Linked DNA regions of Homo sapiens: regions 2, 3, 4 and 5 are each linked to region 1. A link is a contact called in ENCODE Hi-C data. All regions are on one chromosome and are shown on one strand. The core of a region is the stretch at or near the end of the contact, and the rest is flanking DNA. Distances in the headings are between cores, read along the strand shown.

Region 1 (2,523 bases), core at 15-2,514:
GCTACAAAGAGGAAATGTGGTAGAATCCCTGGAGCCAGCTGTCAAGTAGAAAAGAGAGCAGAAGTAGGCCTGTGTCAGGGGAGGGTTTCCTCTAGAATGAATAATCAAAGGAGACTACTTACGGACTATGAAGTATGCTCCTCTCCTGTAGGAAAATACAGTATTTTCCCTATATTTACTTGCACAATTTTCTTCAAGTTATACGGCTATTAAAAATGACAGGAACACTGTAAATCTATAAAAGTAATTTCTTTAGGAGTGTTCTGTTTTTTGTTTTTGTTTTTTTTTTTTTAAGATTAGGCCTTCCGTTTTGGAAATCCCAAATAAAGTTATCCTCAAGTCTGATCATTTGTGAACGCTTAGCCTCAGAATGGAGGACACTTAAATTAGGTCTTTATTCTCACAACATATGCATCATCTGAAGCAAAAGTAGAAAACTTGGCTCAATATGGAATAAGTCTTCAGCAAACAAACATAAGCTATATCCTGTAAAGGGATGGAGAGAGTAAATCTCTAGAGGTGAGCCTTAGAAATGTATCAAGGTTTCACCCACTGTTCACAAGGGACAGCGAGTAGCCTCAACAATACTGAACTGTCCATAAAGAAACCCATGCAGGAGTACCTGGTGCTCACGAATGCAGACAGCACTCTGAAAGTTCAGAACGGCTTCCAGGGATTATAACCCCTCATGCCCGGGAAGGCCAAAGGGGCCTATCTACTAAACCTAGGCCGCCCCGGGGAAGGTTCCCGCCACCGTCCCCACCGAGCAGCGGTCAGTCTGGCGCGAATCAGGAGCAAAAGCCCACATTCTCCCGCAGGAGGCCCTACAAAAATGGCGCCGGCTCCACCCCAATGTGACCAAACTGGGCAACAGGAGTTAACTTCCCAGCTCCTCTCCCGAGCTCAGAGTCGCGTGTGGGGCGCCCAGCCGCGGGCAGGCAGGGCGGGAAGGAAAAAGGGTCACTGCGGCCTGGGTGACCTGCAATCTACGGGCAGGACCTGGGAGACCCGGCCGAGCAGAGCCGTGGTCCGGGGGTCCGGGCGGCATTACCTTTATTCTTGGGCATGGCGGTGGCGGCGACCTCGCGGCGTCTCTGACTTCTTTCCGGGTAGCGGCGACCGCGGCGGCTGCTGCTCCGAGGGGCGACACGAGGGAGCGCGCGGGACCAAGTAGGTGCTGGAGGCCAGGCAACGTGCGCGGGAGAGGCTGGCGACCCAGCTCTTCAGAGATCCGCCTGCGTCCACGCTCGGCGGCAGCAAATGGCGCCGCGACTCTTTGCGTCGCTTTTCCCCGCCTCCCGTCGCCGGCTGGGCCCGCCCCCAGGCTTTATGACGCAGGCGTGGCCGACTGACTCCTATTGTTAGAGCCGAGGGAGACGCGTTGTGGGAGGGTGCGCAGCAAGCCAGAGAGGACGCGAGGGGCAGGGCCTCAAGCAGGGAAAAGGCGGAGTCAGGGAGGGAGGGGGAGAGACTCTGCGTCATAGAAAAGGGCGGGTTGAGGTGGCGCTTGCTGCTGGTTAAGACCAGACCTCTGCTGCTTTGTAGCAAACGCGCGTCTCCCGGTTTCACAAGTGGCTGACTCGTTAACCTCGTGGTTAGCTCAGTTTTTAAAAAATATGTATATTTTTATTTTTATTTTATTTTTTGAGACGGAGTCTTGCTCTAGAGTCGCCCAGGCTGGAGTGCAGTGGCGCGATCTCGGCTCACTGCAACCTCTGCCGCCCGGGTTCAAGCGATTCTCCTGCCTCGGCCTCCGGAGTAGCCGGGATTACAGGCACGTGCCGCCACGCCCGTCTAATTTTTGTGTTTTTAGTAGAGACGGGGTTTCAGCATCTTGGCTAGGCTGGTCTTGAACTCCTGACCACGTGATCCATCCGTCTCGGCCTCCCAAAGTGCTGGGATTACAGGCGTGAGCCACCGCGCCCGGCCAATATTTTAATTTTTTTATTAAGATGGAGTCTTGCTCTATCGCCCAGGCTGGAGTGCAGTGGCGCGATCACGGCTCACTACAACCTCCGCCTCCCGGGCTCAAGCGATTCTCCTGCCTCAGCCTCCCGAGTAGCTGGGATTACAGGCATGTGCCACCATGCCCAGGTAATTTTAGTACTTTTAGTTGAGACGGGGTTTCACCATGTTGGCCAGGCTGGTCTCGAACTCGTGACCTCAACTCGCGCCCACCTCGGCCTCCCAAAGTGCTGGGATTACAGGCGTCAGCCACCGTGCCCAGCCGGTTAGCTCATAACGCAGTCCTTTCACTCGCCCAGCCGGGTTGGGAGCCTGATGGGAAGGGCAAGGCTTTCCTGGCATCCATTACCAAAGCATAATATTTGCATGGCACTTGTTATTACTCTTTAAGTCTGTCTGTCCTACCTCACTGTAAACCTTACCGGGCAGAGACCATGTTTGTTGCTTACCATTACCCCCACTTAGCTGAATGTCTGGCACATAATAGGTGTTCAATACACACAGAAAGGAAGGGAGGGAGGGGAGAAAAGACTTAAGCTCAATGTTAATGGGCTGAAT
Region 2 (2,523 bases), core at 11-2,510, 4.3 Mb before region 1:
ATTCAAGCATGATTCTCAAGATTCACCACACCATCTTGAATTTGAACACGGGGAGGGGAAATTTACAGAACCAATGTAGAATAAAAATGGGCCCTAAATTTCGGTAAGAAATTATCGTCGCTTTTTGTAACCACCCAAAAAGGTATCAACAAGATATCTAGAAATGTATGACGTGGCAATTCAACTTTAGTAAAGTTAAAATGGTCTTATTACCTCACTTAAAATGCGTCAGGGGAACAAAATATAAGGACATTATTAGGTGATACCAAAGTGCCTCCCGTGCAAGTCCTGAAGATAGCGGCATTCGAAGGGGGCAGGAAGTGAAGCATCAACTGGGCATTTACTGCAAACCCGTTACCAGAACTTGGAAAAGAATGGACCTCGTATTCCTAGATCTTGGTGACCAGAAAGGGTGAGGGTTTGCCTGCGAAGAGTATGGGCTCAAGGCTGTCTGGAGCAGGGTCCTGTATCCGCCCTACCACTTTGCAGGACGAAAAAACAATGTATTCTCCTTAAAATAAATTATGTCCTAACATGGGACGAAACCCGGTTGCAAAGCACGAGTATTCCTTCCCTCGTGTTAAAAACCAACGCTTTGATTTTGCCGCAAATCACAGGGCACCACAATTCCTCGAGACTGGCATTAAAAACAATGGGCTCAGCCGCGGCGCGGGCTCGGGGCCAGCGTTCCTCGGGTCCGGCCGTCGCCGGTGCCTCCCCCCCACTCCCGTGGCCACACTCCATCACTGACCAAGCCCGGGAGAGGTGACAGGCAAGGAGCGGAGCAGACAATGGCATCCGCCGCCGCGCAGGGGGCGCCAAGAGTCCTCGGCCGCCACCGCCCCCGGCCCCTCCCGAAAGCGCCCCGCAAAACTTGAGGCGATTCCCGAACCACAGGTGCCGCGAGGCTGTCGCGGAGCCCGGGACTGGCCCCCACATCCCCGGGCGCGGCGCGGAGTGGTGCGGAGGGCGCGGACACGGAGAGAAGTGAGTTGCGGGCGCGGCGACCCAGTGGCGGGCCGGGCAGGCTCGGGGTGGGGTCGTCGGGGCGCGCGCGGGGTGGCGGGGGGCGCGCCCAGTCCTCCCTCCCCCTCTCCCCCATCCCCGGCGCCCCCTTTCGCCCCCAGGGACTTACGGCGGCCGCGGGCCGCGGGCGCGGCGGAGCTTGGCCGGCGGCGGCGGCGGCGGCGAAGGGGAAGCCCCTGTCGCCGTGCTGAGGAAGAGAAGCCGTGGTGCTGTGGGGAGGACACCCGGCTGGCATAGGGCAGGCTTAGGCGGAGAGGGGAGGGCAAGCTGACAGACCCCGCCCCGGGGGCCGGACGAGGGAGGAGCCGGGGCTGCGGCGAGCTGAGGGGCGGGCTAGGCGACGCGCGGGAAGCGGCTCAGCGGTCGCCAGCGGCACCGGAGGCAGCGCGGGTAACCGCTGAGTCCAAGGCAGCCGATTGGAGGTTTCTTCGCTGAGGGGAGGTGCGAACCGGAAGCCGGGCCACGTGACCCGGAAGCGGCGTTTGCCGGGCCCGAGCGCCCGCGCGCCCGCGCGCTCTTGCAGGTGCCTCCGGGACGCGCGCGGGCGGCTGTCCTGCTTGTTTAATGATAGGAGGACGGGATTCTGCAGCGTCCTTAGCCTAGCGGGTGGTGCGGGGCAGGGAAGTTCCGGACAGCGAAGAGCCACGTTCGAGCTCTAATGATTCTCTGTGTCCCCAGAGAGGAAGTGTGAAGTGTGACGGCTGACGAGGAGGGTGGGAGGAGACGAGGGAGTGCTGCAACTCTGGAAAAACAAGTCAGCTCTTCTGTGGAGCTCGTCACGCATTCACGGGCCTTTTGCTATCATTCTGCCTCAAAATTGTCCGGAATCCGCCCTCTCCTTCCCATTGCACTGCTCCAGCCCTAGCCCAGACACCTTCCGCCCCGAGCTTCGCGGGAGTCTGTTCCCTGGGCTCGCCTCGCCCATCCTCGGTGCTGCGGACTGGATGAGTTACCGTCCGTTCGGCTGAAAAGCCCGGACAGCACCTCACCTTCGAGATCCCGCTTCCTTCACACTGGGTCGCCCCACCAGCCGCCTGGGTTCCAGTTTAGCACTGCCGACGACTTGCTGTGCCTGGCATGTCCTTGCTCCCAAATGTCACATCTATGAAGCCTCACCCTAAAACCCTGTAAGAGCGATTCCCTCTTTCACCCACATGCCCGTTAGCCTTTATTTAGCACACCTTAAATTGTATTCATTTTGCATCTCAATCTAGTTCACAGCCTGGTATATAACAACTAATAAATGTGAGTTGACTGATAAAGACTATAAAATGATAAATTTGTTAAGAGCTGTAATGCTGAGCGTAATGCCTGGGCATAATGGATGTTCATAATTTTCTGAATGATAGAATGGATGAATCATCTAGTCATTTACAGATAAGGAAAGGGGAGTCCCACGGGATTAGGTGACCTTCCTTGAAGAGCCACGGGTTTCCCATATCGAAATGCTATTCATTACCCGAGTCACCTAGGTTCTTACAAAGGAAGCGAGAAAAT
Region 3 (2,523 bases), core at 9-2,508, 3.5 Mb after region 1:
GAAGAAATAGGTGTGAAGGATGAGAAGGCCTACAACAGTGCTGAGGGCGCGAGGCCAGTCACCTGCGAAGTTTTGTGTACAAGATGGGCCCAGAAGGATGAACAGGGTCTAAAACAGTGCTGAGGGTGGGAGTGCAGAAGATCGGTCACAAGTGACGACACAAGGTGGTCTTAGTCCAGTTGGTGGACGCTCGGTGGCCTGGGCCTGCCCCCAGTGCGCAGACGCACACGGCAGGTTGCAGCGGCAAGCGGGGCGGTGCCCACGGCGGGGAGATGGGTGGGGAGGGCAGGGAAAAGGCCAGGGGTTGGGTGATGGGGTAATTGTCAGAAAAAGGAACAACACTGCTGGGAGAGTTTTCTGGTAACTTTTCAAGTCTTCATTTAAATTAAAAAAAAAAAAAGCTGTCTTTGAAACAATAGATTAGGTCACTAAAAACTGCCTGTACGCCCTTGCATGCTGGAGGAAAGTAAATGGTTAGACCTACCCTCCCTAAGTTTTTCCAGGACTTAAAAGAGCTGCAAGTAGTGCAGATCATGGCCCCGTTCACACAAATCACTTCAAGAAAAAAAATTAGTAAATGTCTATTAGATCTTGAAACTTATTCCTGTCTATCTGGAACTTGGTAACCTCTGACCAACAACTAACTCCCCATTCCTTCCCTCTCGCCTCGCCTTCCCTACTTCCCAACCTCTGGTAAGCAGCAGGGTAAATACAGTCAATAATAATGTATATTTCAAAATGAATAAGAGTAAATTTGAAATGTCTCACCATAAAAGTCATAGGTAAACAAGGCGATGGATAAGTTAATGTGATGTAATCATCCCACATTGGATACATATTTCAAAAAATCACATTGCATCCCACGAATGTATACAATTATGATTTGTCAAGTAAATATAATTTTTAAAAACGTTAAGTGACTTTTTAAAAAGCTTATTAGAAGTATAAAATGCAAGCCATTCACAAGCATATAGGTTAGATTCCGCTTGTGAGGGGCTTGTGTGCAGTGGTGAGGCTTTGTGGAAGAGATGGACGTGGAAAGATGTCTAAAACAGCGCGGAGGTCAGGAGACCTTGTCGCTGCCTTCACAGAGTTGGGCAACGCTCCCGGTCCTGGTCAGCCGCGGGACGCAGGCGCAAATGCAGGCTTGGGATGGGGGAGGTGCGGCCGGCGCCCACGTGGCGGGGCGGGGAGCAGATAGGGGGGGTAGGGGGAGGAGCTGGTCTCGCGAGGCCGCGCCCCGGTTCGCGCGGGCGTCGTGCACGCGGTTGTAGCTGCCCGGCGGCGGCAGAAGCGGCGCTCGCGCCAAGGGACGTGTTTCTGCGCTCGCGTGGTCATGGAGGCGCTGCCGCTGCTAGCCGCGACAACTCCGGACCACGGCCGCCACCGAAGGCTGCTTCTGCTGCCGCTACTGCTGTTCCTGCTGCCGGCTGGAGCTGTGCAGGGCTGGGAGACAGAGGAGAGGCCCCGGACTCGCGAAGAGGAGTGCCACTTCTACGCGGGTGGACAAGTGTACCCGGGAGAGGCATCCCGGGTATCGGTCGCCGACCACTCCCTGCACCTAAGCAAAGCGAAGAGTAGGTGGTGTCCCGCCAAAGGGTGGGAGGGGAGATTCCGGAGACACGTGTACCCCGGTTACACCCCCGGAATCTGGGCTTGGGCGGCACCCCCTGGGCTGCCTCCGGGCCCTGGGCGGGCCTGGTTCTCACCTAGGAGGGCGGGGAGGGGAATAAAGGGGAGTTCTAGCTGTGAAGAAAGGTATGGTTTCCACTGATCAGATTTTAGAAGAGGTAGTGGTTACCCCAAAAGCCGCAGCTGAGGGAAAGTGGGTGGCCCTAGTCCCGAGTTTGCATCGAGGATGTTGGGCAAACTGAAACAGTTCCTGAAACATCTCAAAGTGCCTTCAGCACATCCTGTCTTTTTCAGGTACTATTTCAGCGAAGGAAGACATTGATAGGTTGAATAATGATTCACAAAAAGTTTGATTAAACAGAAAAGTTGCTAAACACAGTGCTCGGGAGGTCAAACATTTCATTTTTCTTTCTTCCTTTTTGTTTGCATCTTACAAAGATTATTACTGAAAGCCACCTTCCCCAAAGCCTGTGTAGTTAATGGATATTCCTTATGTTTCTCAGACATGAAGAACCTATTACAGAGTGTACTTTTGAGGGAAATGGGGGAAAAGGTTAGAAGTATGCATTTGGGTTGATGATAAACCTCGTGGCAAATTTGTGTCCTGCCAATTTGGTTTTTGATTATTTGCATTTCTGTCCAGTGTACAAAGCTAATGGCCACTTTCAGGAATGACACGTCAGACGAAGTAGATACTGTGAAAGTTGTAGCCTGCTACATCTGGATGTTAAAATTAACCAAAAGTGAACAGTGGCTATAGATAAAGGCTGTCTCTTGCTTGCTATTCAGTAACCTGCTTTTCCTGCAGATCATTTGACATTCTGTAGGTGTGTAGTTGGTTTTTATGGTTCAGTTACAGCATGTTCCATGCCAGTATTCAGTGAAAAAAGT
Region 4 (2,523 bases), core at 17-2,516, 3.4 Mb before region 1:
ACAGACAAATACTGAATGATTCCACTTATATTAAGGTATCTAGTCAGATCCATAGAGACAAGAAGTAGAATGGGGGGAGGAGGGGGATGACAAGGACAGGAATGGGGAGTTGTTTCATAGGTAGTTTCAGTTTTGCAAGATGAAGTTCTATTTTTCTTTTTTCTTTTTTTTTTTTTTTTGAGAATGGACTCTGCAACCTCTGCCTCCCGAGTTCACGCCATTCTCCTGCCTCAGCCTCCCTAGTAGCTGGGACTACAGGCGCCCGCCACCACGCCCGGCTAATTTTTTTCTATTTTCAGTAGAGACGGGGTTTCACCGTGTTAGCCAGGATGGTCTCGAACTCCTGACCTTGTGATCCTCCCGCCTCGGCCTTCCAAAGTGCTGGGATTACAGGCGTGAGCCACCGCACTCGGACTATTTTTCATTCTTTTAATTGCAAGATGAAGAGTTCTGAAGATTGATTGCTCAACAATGTAAATGTACTTAACAGTACTGAATTGTACACTTAGAAACGGTTAAGATGGTAAATCATATTAAGATGGTAAATTTTGTGTATTTTACCACAATTAAAATTTTGTAATTTCACAATTCCTTAATTTTATCAACTACCCAGTGTCCAAATTTCCAGTTCTTATAATAAGTATCATACTATTTTTTTCAATGTGTTTGCTGAATTAGGATCCTAATAAAATGCACAAGGGGCCATGTGTTACATCTCTTAAGTCTTTTTTAATCTATAGGTTCCCCACCACACTCCTCTCTTCCTTGCAATTTATTTGAAGAAACAAGGTTGTCTGTCCTGTGGCTTCTCATAGTCTAGATTCTGCTGACAGCATCCCATTGTGTTGTTTAACACCTTATTCTGTCCTCTTATTCCCTGTTGGGCTTGGCGGCTTTGGGTTAGTTTTGAATTGGGCTCAGGAGGAGGCTAAAGACATCCAATTCTGCGGGAACGCAGCCCTGCGGGACCTGAAAAGGCGAGACTAAGTCACCAGCCAAGCTGCCTAGAGGCAATCTTAAAATGGGACTGGCTAGGACTGTGACAAAGACACCGTCCACATGCCTACTAGGTCAGTCACCTACAAAGCTGGCGAATGAGGAAAAGAGGGAAGGCAGGGCTACGCTGGGAAAGCTCTTTGTCCCCTATCCACGCGCACAAAACAGTTGTCACAACTGACGTCACCAGGGGCGGAGCCTTTGGACGGAAGTGACGCTTGCGCGGCCGCGGCGGAGTCGTCATAGAGGCGGGGCTGCGGCGGCTGCGGTGTTCCTCCGACTTCCGGACATCTCCCTGGGAGTCGCGCAGAGTGGAGTCAAAGGCAACCAGTGCTCGCTGCGGTCTCTGGGGATCGGGACCGCGGCGGCGGCCCGCGAGCGGGATGTTCCGGGGCTTGAGCAGTTGGTTGGGCTTGCAGCAGCCGGTGGCAGGCGGTGGGCAGCCCAATGGAGATGCTCCACCCGAGCAGCCGTCCGAGACGGTGGCTGAGTCTGCGGAGGAGGAGCTGCAGCAAGCGGGAGACCAGGAGCTCCTCCACCAGGCCAAAGACTTCGGCAGTGAGTCTACCCTGGCTCTGGGACCGGGAAGGGGGGGGCGCATTCCTCCTCTGGGACGGCCCTGGGGCGCGGGCCCGACTGGCTGGGGGATGAGGGGGCCGAGGTGGGAGGCAGGGGAGGAAGATGTGTCTGTCGGTCAGTCCTCTCCGGGTCGGGAGAGATTGGTGAGGATCTGGACGAGGCCAGAGCTTCATCTAGCAGTCAGGTCCTGTCCCTGAAGTTCCTGGTGACAAGTCTACAAAGTTTGCAGACATTGGAATCAGGTATGCAGTCAAGCAGTGTGACCCGACGTCTTCAGGTTTGACAAGGAATCTTTTTTGTTCAACTCGAAAACCTTCATTTACACCCCCCAGATCGGGGATAGTTGGCGAGCTTGAATTGGTTGAAAAAATAATTTTTTGCCCCTAGGTCAGAACGTGTTGTCTGAAGTAAACTGACAGTTACTGAATGTCAATGTCTGCCCCGGTCAAATGCTTTTTAGGTACAGAGACCTTTTTCCTTAAGGAGGGAGAGAAAATGCCAACTGTCTGCTATACGCAAGTTGCAGTACTAGATGTTTTATGAAAGATATCCCATTTCATCTGTTAAACACCCCCAGTGAGTTGGGGGAACAAGCCCAGAGTTATTGGGCCAAAGTTATACTGATAGTGAGTGGTAGAAGTGGAATTTGAGCTTCGATCTTTCTCATTTTAAAGCCCGTGCTCTTTCCAAGTTTACAGTCTACAGGGGTTGGGGGACAGGTGATAATAGACGTGGAGTAAACACATGCTGTAGTAATTCTCATTTCTGGAGAGACCATGGTGGGCTTCAGTGATCACAGAAAGCATCTTTGAGGCCGGATATGGTGGCTCAGGCCTGTAATCCCAGCACTTTGAGAGGCTGAGGTGGGCGGATCATGAGGTCAGCAGTTCGAGACCAGCCTGGCCAACACGATGTAACCCCGTCTCTACTAAAAATACAAAAAATAGC
Region 5 (2,523 bases), core at 18-2,517, 3.3 Mb before region 1:
ACTGAACGGTAAGACTGGGCCACTGAAGAGCATGGGTCATAACCAGGTCATATAGAAACGGTGTATTCTTCTTCCAGATTTTATATTCTTCATTGATGACACGCTCCTCCACAGTATCTTCAAACACTGAAATTTGGAGAAAGCCCACACGATTAAGTGGCTGAGATAGATCAAAGTCAGAAATTGGAGGTCACCTCAAGATGGCCACACCTCATGTACTCTTTCCTTTTACCTCTAATTTGGACACGGACAACTAACTGCTCTTCCAGAAGGTGGAGAAAATACTAACAATCAGGAAGCCTATTTTTTCCATTGAGATCAATACCCCCTGCGTACACCATGTTGGGTAGTCAATTACACGGACATGGAAATTGTTTACCCTGTTACAGCTGTTCGCACCTGTTCTAAGATGACGACCTGTACGTACAGGGGCTGCGCGACCCAGTCGGGAAGACAAATGCACGTGTAGCAGAAGCCCACAGGCCTGGTCTCTCCAATCCCCATCAGGGGAGGCCCCAGCTCCCACGACGCCCGCCTCGGCAGCCATAGGCCTGAGGACCCCAGCAACCCCCGGACAAGGGCCGCGACCCCGAGGCGGTCAACGCGCGCGCGCGCGTAGAAAGAGCCGCGGCGCTCGCTTCCCAGCGGCGGGGGCCGCCTCCGCCCCGGGGCCGAGGGCGCCGGAGGGAGCGCAGCCGCTGGAGGAGGGAAGGGAAGAGGGGGGCCCAGCCCTCGGCCCCGCGCCCGGCTCCGGAAGTGCTCGGAGCCCTCGGCGCGGCGGTCCCGTCCCGCGCAGGCCCCTCGAGGCGCGCGCCCAGTCTCGCGCCCGGCCCCGCCCCCTGCTCCGCACGCCAATTCGCGCCTTTCGCCGGCGCGTGCCGCGGCCTCGCGCGCCCGCCGCCCCCCGCGGCCCCGGCGCGCGCCGCCCCGCAGGGCCTCTTACTCTCTTTACTCGCCATCTTGCGTCGGGTCGTTCGCCCCTCGCCGCCGCCTCGGACTCCTCTCGTTAGCCAAGAGCAGCCCGACCGCTGGCGCTCCTGCCTTTCCCAAGCGCGTCACACTCCCCACTGTCGAAAGCCCGGGCCCCGTCTTGCTGCCTGGGTGCTCCCCAGACGCCGCGTCCTTCTTTCCTGCCTCCTCCCCGCTCGCGGGTACCGAGGTCTGAGGCGCTCTTCTCTCTCTCTCCAAACTTGGAACGAGACTTTTCAACCCGCGCCTCCCAGCCCGCCCAGGCAGCTGAGCGCAGGCGCATCCGCCCTGGGAAAAGTGAGAGGAGGCGGAGAGGCGGGTCTGGGAGCCAACGGCTCCGGCGCCGAGACCAATGACGCGCGGCGGGCGGGTTTCACGCGGCGTTCGGAGGCGGGCTTCTGGGGGTGGGCGGAGCGTGCCGCGGCAGGAAGTTGGCGATGCGCAGGCGCGAGGGCTCGCCCGGCGCTCCCAGGGCCGGCCGCGGAGGCGGATGGGGCGCGCGGGGGCGGGGCGGATGAGGGCCCGAGGGGGCGGGGCGGATGGGGGCGCGCGAGGGCGGGGCTGATGGAGGCGCGGCTGGCCGGCTGAGTGGGGGCCGCGAGCCCCGGGGCGGCGAGCCTTGGGGCCCGCGGGGCGTGGTTGCTTGTAGCGGCAGCGGTGGTGGGGGTGAGAGGGGGGCAGGGAGGCTGCCGCCGCTTAGCCAAGCAAAATCTCAGAGCAAGAGGGGAAAATGGTTCCTGTTCTCGAGAGATTACTGTGCCTTCAAAGTCTCCCTGATAATCACGGACATGCAATTCTCTGCACCCCTGAAATGTTCTCCTCCAGCCGACTGGCCTTTCCTGGGGCCCGGTCGGGCCGAGGTGGGGCTGGTCTCAGACGGAGGAGAGCTTTTGGAGAGGCCGCGGGCGTTTTCTGCCTGCAAAAGCCGCCGGGCCGCCCTGTTAGGCTAAATGTGCAGCCTGTGGCGGCACAGGCCGCCGGCGGGCCGAAGCCGATTTACACTGTTACATTTTAATTTGTTCGATGTTTGGGTCCTTAAGATGATGGTTTGCGGCCTCTTCGCGCTTCAGGGGATTTTGTCCCTGCACTGGCGTTCCTTTCTCATCCCAGCCCCGGCCCCTGCTGAGTCATTTTTGTCACCTGCAGGGGTCCCAGCGCGACCCCACCCCAAGCTGGCGGAGCTGGAGAGAGCAGGGCTGAACTACCCTGGGCCTGCTTACCTGAGCCCTGCTCTGCTCAGGAACTTCATAGCCCCTGAGGAGTGTGTCGGGGGAGGAGAAAGCTGGCTGCAAGGCCAAAAGGGAAATAGAAGAAAATGAGGGCCAGGAGCAGAGGGGACGGAGTTGGGGGAGGCGACCAAGGTGCCTGCGTGCAAAGGGAACCGAAGTGTACGTCCAGCTCCGGGAGAGGCTCCTCTTGCAAAAGCACCCCCGGAACATTTGCTGCCTTGATACCTTTCCAAGTGCCTTCATGCTCAGATGCTATCTTGCAGATGCCGCTGTCATGCCCACTTTTCTGACCGGGACGCAAACCCAGACGTTAGTCAGTGGCAGA

Evidence for each region. A loop is a pair of places that touch in the nucleus more often than their neighbours do. Pooled maps may share reads with other maps.
Region 2: a map of ascending aorta shows a loop between it and region 1 (6-fold over the local background). The contact joins the promoter of AP1S2 here to the promoter of EIF1AX in region 1. A Hi-C loop is called at or near these places in 1 of 168 maps with a recorded cell type or tissue (ascending aorta), 1 of 37 single-sample maps with no recorded cell type and 10 of 50 pooled maps.
Region 3: a loop to region 1 is called in a map with no recorded cell type, with 11 times the contacts of the local background. The contact joins the promoter of PRDX4 here to the promoter of EIF1AX in region 1. A Hi-C loop is called at or near these places in 2 of 37 single-sample maps with no recorded cell type and 8 of 50 pooled maps.
Region 4: a map of B cell shows a loop between it and region 1 (12-fold over the local background). The contact joins the promoter of SYAP1 here to the promoter of EIF1AX in region 1. A Hi-C loop is called at or near these places in 2 of 168 maps with a recorded cell type or tissue (B cell and sigmoid colon) and 13 of 50 pooled maps.
Region 5: a map of CD8-positive, alpha-beta T cell shows a loop between it and region 1 (22-fold over the local background). The contact joins the promoter of RBBP7 here to the promoter of EIF1AX in region 1. A Hi-C loop is called at or near these places in 1 of 168 maps with a recorded cell type or tissue (CD8-positive, alpha-beta T cell), 1 of 37 single-sample maps with no recorded cell type and 11 of 50 pooled maps.

What each region holds. Positions count from the first base shown.
Region 1 is chrX:20,140,574-20,143,096 of GRCh38, forward strand. EIF1AX (eukaryotic translation initiation factor 1A X-linked) reads right to left here and starts at 1,265. Exons shown (of 7, transcript NM_001412.4): 1 at 1,052-1,265. The coding sequence starts at 1,067. RefSeq lists enhancers at 507-666, 997-1,266, 1,327-1,376.
Region 2 is chrX:15,853,553-15,856,075 of GRCh38, forward strand. It overlaps AP1S2 (adaptor related protein complex 1 subunit sigma 2), which reads right to left and starts at 1,261. Exons shown (of 6, transcript NM_001272071.2): 1 at 1,136-1,261. RefSeq lists silencers at 688-977, 1,198-1,477, 1,568-1,677 and an enhancer at 1,295-1,899.
Region 3 is chrX:23,666,235-23,668,757 of GRCh38, forward strand. PRDX4 (peroxiredoxin 4) reads left to right here and starts at 1,259. Exons shown (of 7, transcript NM_006406.2): 1 at 1,259-1,577. The coding sequence starts at 1,337. RefSeq lists an enhancer at 1,018-1,312 and silencers at 1,062-1,241, 1,592-1,721.
Region 4 is chrX:16,718,346-16,720,868 of GRCh38, forward strand. It overlaps SYAP1 (synapse associated protein 1), which reads left to right and starts at 1,267. Exons shown (of 9, transcript NM_032796.4): 1 at 1,267-1,554. The coding sequence starts at 1,380. RefSeq lists an enhancer at 1,077-1,136.
Region 5 is chrX:16,869,095-16,871,617 of GRCh38, forward strand. It overlaps RBBP7 (RB binding protein 7, chromatin remodeling factor), which reads right to left and starts at 1,268. Exons shown (of 12, transcript NM_002893.4): 1 at 944-1,268; 2 at 1-126. The coding sequence starts at 959. RefSeq lists enhancers at 185-274, 1,284-1,962 and silencers at 495-834, 855-904, 1,235-1,544.